2 separate regions of the Mus musculus genome follow, and region 2 is linked to region 1. Evidence: chromatin contacts called from ENCODE Hi-C or POLR2A ChIA-PET data. All regions are on one chromosome and are shown on one strand. Each heading gives the region's core, a stretch centred on a gene start or an enhancer-like site at or near the end of the contact. The rest is flanking DNA. Distances are from core to core; before and after follow the strand shown. Region 1 overlaps Stk39 (serine/threonine kinase 39). Region 2 holds the start of Stk39 (serine/threonine kinase 39).

Region 1 (2,982 bases), core at 84-2,583:
AGATCAAATATTAATGCTTATAAGTTTCCAATGCAACATTTACACACCCGCAGGTGGCCTTTTTCAGGGGAATCTCTGCTGAACCGGCTCCATTACCAGAAGCTTCTATGAAACCACAACCACCCATCTGTACACTTGAAAGAGTCAGACCCTCTGCGAGGTGGTGAGAATAGCCCCAGTTGCCACAAGCACTCAAGGAAACAACTGACATCATTTTTTTTTTTTTGCAAAGTTCTAAGAAGGATTAATGGAGGATAACAAAATATTCAAAGAATCTGCAGGATTTCAAATCTGCAATAAGGAAAACTCGCACACGTAAAACAACTAATTATTAATAGTATTCATGAGACTTGGTTACTCAGTATTTTTAAGCTCTCCTTGCAATTTATCAGGTTCTCACTTGGCACCCCGAGGCAGCTAGCCTAGCCAAAGTCGAGATTCAGTGCAGACCATGTCTCAAAAAGGTAAGGTGGGAAGGGATGGATGGAGACACCAAACACTAACCTCGTTTGCCTCCAAAGGGGCAGGTGAGGGCAAGCACAACCATACAAGCCCATGTGCACACACATGCACACACCACACTGAGAAGACTAATAAGGAAGAGGACGTATGGGGAAGACACTGGAAGCTGAGCTATGACCCCCCACTCACGTGCACATCCATGAATACCCTCCTGCCGGTAACAAGAACAAATGCACACCCCACACGTGTAAACATAGGTACATGTACTATCTTACAGTTAAACATGTAGTGCCTGTTTCACTTTCACTCTGTCCTTGATGGCAAGAATATTCCCACTGTTTGTGACTCTGTCAACTTAGAGGACCGTGTGCAAACGTTTGATTGATATATGTCAACTAGTCCTTTAAGATACACTGAGCCCTGAGCATCTAACGTTCACCTTCTGCCAAGGGCAGAACAGACCTTAACAAATAAAAAAATGAGGAAGATAAATGAAAAAAATCATGTACTGATAGACTCAAACTTATTCTTTTGGTCTAAGACTCTAGTTTTGCTCAGATCTCTACGGTTTTTATAATATATGAAAGTTACTGGTGATAATTAAAGCCCTGAAAAGAAGGAAGGAAAGAACAGAGAAAAGAAGGAAGGCAGAAAGGGAGAGAGGGGAAGAGACTGCATCCCATCTACTTCCCTGATGTTTGGCCCCACCCCCACCCCACCCCACTCCCATCCCACTCCACCCCCACCCCATGCAGTTGAGTGCGCACAGCTGAGGAAGGACTCCAGCAGGAAGCAGGGCAGAGTGCTTCTTCCTTGCTGGATTCACCCTGTAAGCTTTCTTGAGTTATTGCCCAAGCTAATCCTAGCAGCTGCCAAGGGGGGAAGCAGCTCACGGTCTGTCCCAGGTGCCTCTTGCTGATGGCGTACAGCTAGAACGGAAGAAAAACCACATTTCCAGAGCTGATCGCACCCTGGGCTCAGGCGAGAGGTTTCACCAAATATCATCATCTATCAAAATCCCCCAAGCCAAGAAGTCACATCAACTTACCCTCCTTACTAATAAAAGTAATTTTAAAAAAACTAGTCTCTGAGATTTTTCTTATAATTATTCATACCATAATTTACATGATAATGAACTATCCCTGAATCTCAAAGCAAGTATTTGGGTTGACTACAAAGCCACTCATAGCCACCACAGCTTCTAACCCATCTGTGGACTCTATTTTCTAGGCACACCCAATGTCCATGTTTTCTCTGCTTCACGCCCTCTGATTTCATTCACTATTTAACCCATAGTTACCCAGGGCAAAGCAACAGCAAAAGATTTTTTGTTTTTTTCATTAAGAAACTATCTTTGGTGAGGTGCACTGGCCTACCTGCTACAATCCCTGCATTTAGGAGGTGGAAACGAGATTCTGGGTCCAAGAACAGGTGGGCAACAAATGAGCAAGCCTATCTCTGGCCCGTTGCTATACAAGCTTATTCAGTTAATATATCAACTGTGCCTTATACCACCCACAGGCTCCTTGACTTGCAAGGAGGCGGGGCCTCCATCATGTGTCCCTGTCAGATCACAGTCACCAAACCTTCCTAAACCCCTGCCTCCTGTCAGGCACTCTCTGGTAAAGTAGCCGTAAACAACAGAGTTTCTACCTGTGGGAGCTACCTGGTTTGGAAGGAAGAAAGAAAAGGAGGAACCCAGTCTCCACAGGGTACCACAGGCTAGATCAAGTGAGGGTGTGCAGAGACCATGTTCAAAGTTCTTAGGGGCTCAGCCAAGTGAGGCAGGGTAAGTGAAGGAGAAGGTGAAAAGGGTTTCTCAAGGAGTGGCTGCCAGAACTAGAGGTGTAGGGTAGATGGTGTTAGCAAAGCAGAGAGGGTCCTGAAGACCAGGAGCATGTGTAGAGGAGACACAGCCACAGGTAGGTCCCCGCTCCTCTGCACAGTCATGGGTGTGTGTGTGTGTGGGGGGGTGTCTTTATTTGCTGTAGCAATCTGTTTTAAATTGCAGGCCAGGAAGTGACCGGGGCAGTACACAGTGGACTCTTCCCTCTTTCAGAATGGGAAATGATAGGGGCAAACAAAGGGGAACAGCAAAGGAATGGGGGTAGGAGGTCGGGCAGAGCACGGAGCCCTGCCCTTTAACCACTTCCTTGTCATCTTGCAACACTGCAAAAAGGTAAAGCCCCGCCCCCTCCTGCAAGCTGGCAACAGTTAGCTGACTGCAAAATGGGATGTTTAACCGTGCTCTGGTGTTTCATTATCACAGATACGTACAGACTACATGGTTACAGGCCCAGAACGAGCAACCACATCTTCCAAGTAGGCTTCCCAGTGAGTGTCAGAGCCCACACTCTGGGCCATGGCGTCAATCAATACAAAGCATACACTGCCAGCAACTACTCACTGAGACTCACTTCCTTTCAGAGAATGCCCATACTCACCAAAGGCTGCTTCCGGGACAGATAGAGTTTCCATATTACCTTGCTGCAAGCACCAGCCTCTCTCCTCCCCACAACA
Region 2 (3,053 bases), core at 40-2,539, 91 kb after region 1:
AAACTTCTAAGTGAATGAACCTTTAGGTAAGGTTCTAAGCTAGAGGACACCACAAATATCCTGGCCCTACACGTGTTTGGCTCAAAGAAAAGTAACGCGGGCTTCTTGCCTTTCGACTTTGCCAGGTATTTAAAAATGTAAGATAAGATGGTATTAGTGAGCTGCCTAGGAGACACCGAAAGGCTGGGCGCGGATCGTGGACAGCCTCGAGTTTCACCCCAGCAGATCCTCCCGGAGCAGGGCAGAAGGCCAGCGCGGCCGCTCACCGGCCCCGGGGCTGGCAGCAGGCGGCGCGCCCGCAAGGAGGGAGGCAGGTACCGGGCGCACCGCGCGCAGAGCCGGGTTGCAGGGCGAGCATGCGGCGGCTGTCAGAAGAAGGCCAGCATCCTCCCTGGTCTGGGCAGGCGCCTGGGCCTCTGCCACTACTACGTGGCTGGGCTACCCACCGAGAGGTCATGGCAGGAGGCAGAGGCGCGGCTGCGCCCGCAGGGTCTCCCAGGACGCGTTTCACCCAGCACGGCGCGGGGGCGCGGAAGCCCAGGGCGGCGCCCCCGCATCCCCACCCCGCCCAGGCAGCCCATCCGCGTGGTCAGCGGCCACGAGCTGCGGCCCCAGGGCTCGAGGGGGGAGGAGGATGCGGCGTTACTGGGTTCCAGCTCCGCCGCCCCGGCGATCCGGGAGATAAAAGTTTGCAGCCTGCAGCTCGTCTGCAGTGCGAGTCACATCCGCCGCGCCACCTCCTGCAGCAGCCGCGCTCAGGGAAGGAAGGGACAAATTAAAAATTAAAAAAGACAATAAAATAACTGTTGAAGCCGGTAGGCCCCGAAGCCGGCCGCTCTGCCTCTGGGCGTGCAGGCAGGCAGGAGAACCGCATCCCGCACCCACTCCCGCCCAGTCTCGGCGCCCGGCCTGGACCGGCCCCGCAGCACCCTCCGCACTGACCGATAACCTCCTGGAGCTCGTACGCGTCCCTGCAGATGGGCCAGCCGACCGCCTGAGCTGCCGGGGCCGGGGCTGGAGCAGCAGCTGGAGCCGGGGCCGGGGCTGCGGACGCCGCCGGAGCCGGGGCCGGGGCCGGGGCTGGTGCTGATGTCGCGGCCGCCGGGGCCGTCGCCGCCGCCGCTGTCACCGGGGCCGCCTGCTGGGAAAGCTGGACGTGCACAGGCGAGCCGCTCGGCTCCGCCATGATGCTGCGGGAGGAGAGTGAGGGGACGCGCCGGCCGGCGGACGACCTTCCACTTGAAACTTCCCTAGCCTCGTCGCCCACACCTCTCGGCCGGCGCACGCCCTCCCCGTCCGCCGCAGCCGCCGCCGCCGCCGGAGCCTGCCACGAGGGGAGGGAGCCAGCCGGAGGCCGAGCGGGGCGGAGGGAGGAGGCTGCGCCGCGGAGGCGGGGACGGGAGGAGGCGGCGGCCGCCGCGCCCGCCGCGCGCCCCGATCCTCGCGCGCACGGTGCTCTCAGCGCCGAGGGGAACCGCCGCCCCCTCCCGCCCTGCTCGCCGCCAGGGAAGTTTCCACGCGCTGGGAGCCGGGCGGCTTCGGGGGGTGATTTCGGGGCTTGCCCCGCTCCCTTCCTGCCCTGCCGCGCCTCCGCCCTAGACAATCGCACTCTCCCGAAGAAGCCCCCCTGGGACTCCGAGGGCGGGGTCGTTGAACGGCTGCCAGATTCTCAGCCTGCTAACTCTCCCCGAGCGAGCGAAAGAACCTGGAGTTCTTTTACAAGTTAGCGAGGGAGACACCTACCTACACGGCGTCGGTTTTGTAGGACGCCGGTTAAAAAATAACCCAACTTGTAACTTTCCGGCGCTTTACCTGGCAGGAGCCCTTTCGCACCTTGCCTAATGAAATCGCCAGTGCTGCTCTGAAATGAAACCCGACTCCCTAAATCCCCGGCTTTCTCTTTTGTTCAAAGACACTTGGACCCTAGGAAGGTGATGTCAGGGGCAGTGAAGTTACAAGAAGTAGAGAGGAGAAAGGAGTGTAACAAAATCAGAGCGCAGGCCTAGCATGCTATGGTTCTATCCCCAGCACTTTTTATGTGCTTAAAACCATGCTCGGAGGTAAAGTGCCAGCTTAATACACTTAAGGTCCTTGGTTCGATACCAAGTACAAATGAATACATAAACAGTCACATTAACCCTTTAAGACCCTAAGGTCAGACAGCAAGTTTCTTGACAGAACACTATGAACCTACTGGGGCATAAATTAACTGCAATGGAAAGTTTTGAATAAATGCTGCTTTTTCAACACTCCCCAAATTACCTCATCTTTAAAATAGCTGTGGCAAAACCAGAGATTTTTCTAATTGCAGGTGTCACATTTGAATGTTCAACTCTCATCCCTCACAGAGGTGACCACTATTAAAAGATTCTTGTCTCAGGCTGGAATGGTACTCTGACTCAATAGGCGTATTCGTTATGTGGCTGACATTAGGCTGGCTGGTTCTCACGAGACAGCCAGGCTTGAGAAAGAACAAAGCACAGGAGAGCCATGAAACTCTTAAAGGGATAAAAATAAAAATCTCCTTAAACTCTTTAAAAAATAATTCAAAAGAAACTTAGACATTTGCTAGGAGAAAAACCAGTTGTCTGGCAAAAGCAATGACGTTAACTGTTTACTTAACCTCTTAGGGCACTATGGGACAGATGGATAAACTAGCAACTAGCATGACTTGCTCAAAGAGCTAATATTTATGCTGCTAAGAACTTGTATTTCCTTTTGTGCAGATATACTATTTTTTAAAAAGCCAGCATATTTGTTTTAATTTATGTCAAGAAATAGACTACTTCATAAACAAACTCTAGGCCTCTGATGAACAGGGCAGTTATCCCAAGTCACTGGTTACCTCTCCCTGAGCTGCTCCCATTTCATCCAAAGAACTTTTAAGGACTGCTTTTAAAGGAAAAAGAGACAAGATTAACAGAGCATTCCTCCACGTTGTCATATGAAGTTATGTCTTGACTTTTGATCGTGAAATGGGATTGTGAAGGCCAGGAAAGCCTTTAAGACATGCTAGGAAAACATGATTCACAGAATCGAGGCAGCAACCCCAG

Evidence for each region. A loop is a pair of places that touch in the nucleus more often than their neighbours do. ChIA-PET counts read pairs that join two places held with the same protein, here RNA polymerase II (POLR2A).
Region 2: a loop to region 1 is called in a map of heart, with 5 times the contacts of the local background. The contact joins the promoter of Stk39 here to the enhancer-like site in region 1. A Hi-C loop is called at or near these places in 9 of 37 maps with a recorded cell type or tissue (Patski, T-helper 17 cell, adrenal gland and 2 more). POLR2A ChIA-PET finds 5 or more read pairs at or near these places in 1 of 5 experiments (Patski).

The regions. Positions count from the first base shown.
Region 1 is chr2:68,380,037-68,383,018 of GRCm38, forward strand. The region is part of intron 5 of Stk39 (serine/threonine kinase 39); the gene reads right to left. Among named protein-coding and RNA genes, the nearest start is that of Stk39, 90 kb to the right of the region's middle. Within about 2 kb of position 1,334, at least 2 of the 3 ENCODE cell types and tissues checked have a DNase peak (open chromatin) inside an H3K27ac peak, as active enhancers do; they include gastrocnemius and heart, where a contact is called at or near this core.
Region 2 is chr2:68,470,692-68,473,744 of GRCm38, forward strand. It overlaps Stk39 (serine/threonine kinase 39), which reads right to left and starts at 1,290. Exons shown (of 18, transcript NM_016866.2): 1 at 943-1,290. The coding sequence starts at 1,186. It overlaps Gm13596 (a long non-coding RNA gene), which reads left to right and starts at 2,273. Exons shown (of 4, transcript XR_866392.3): 1 at 2,273-3,053.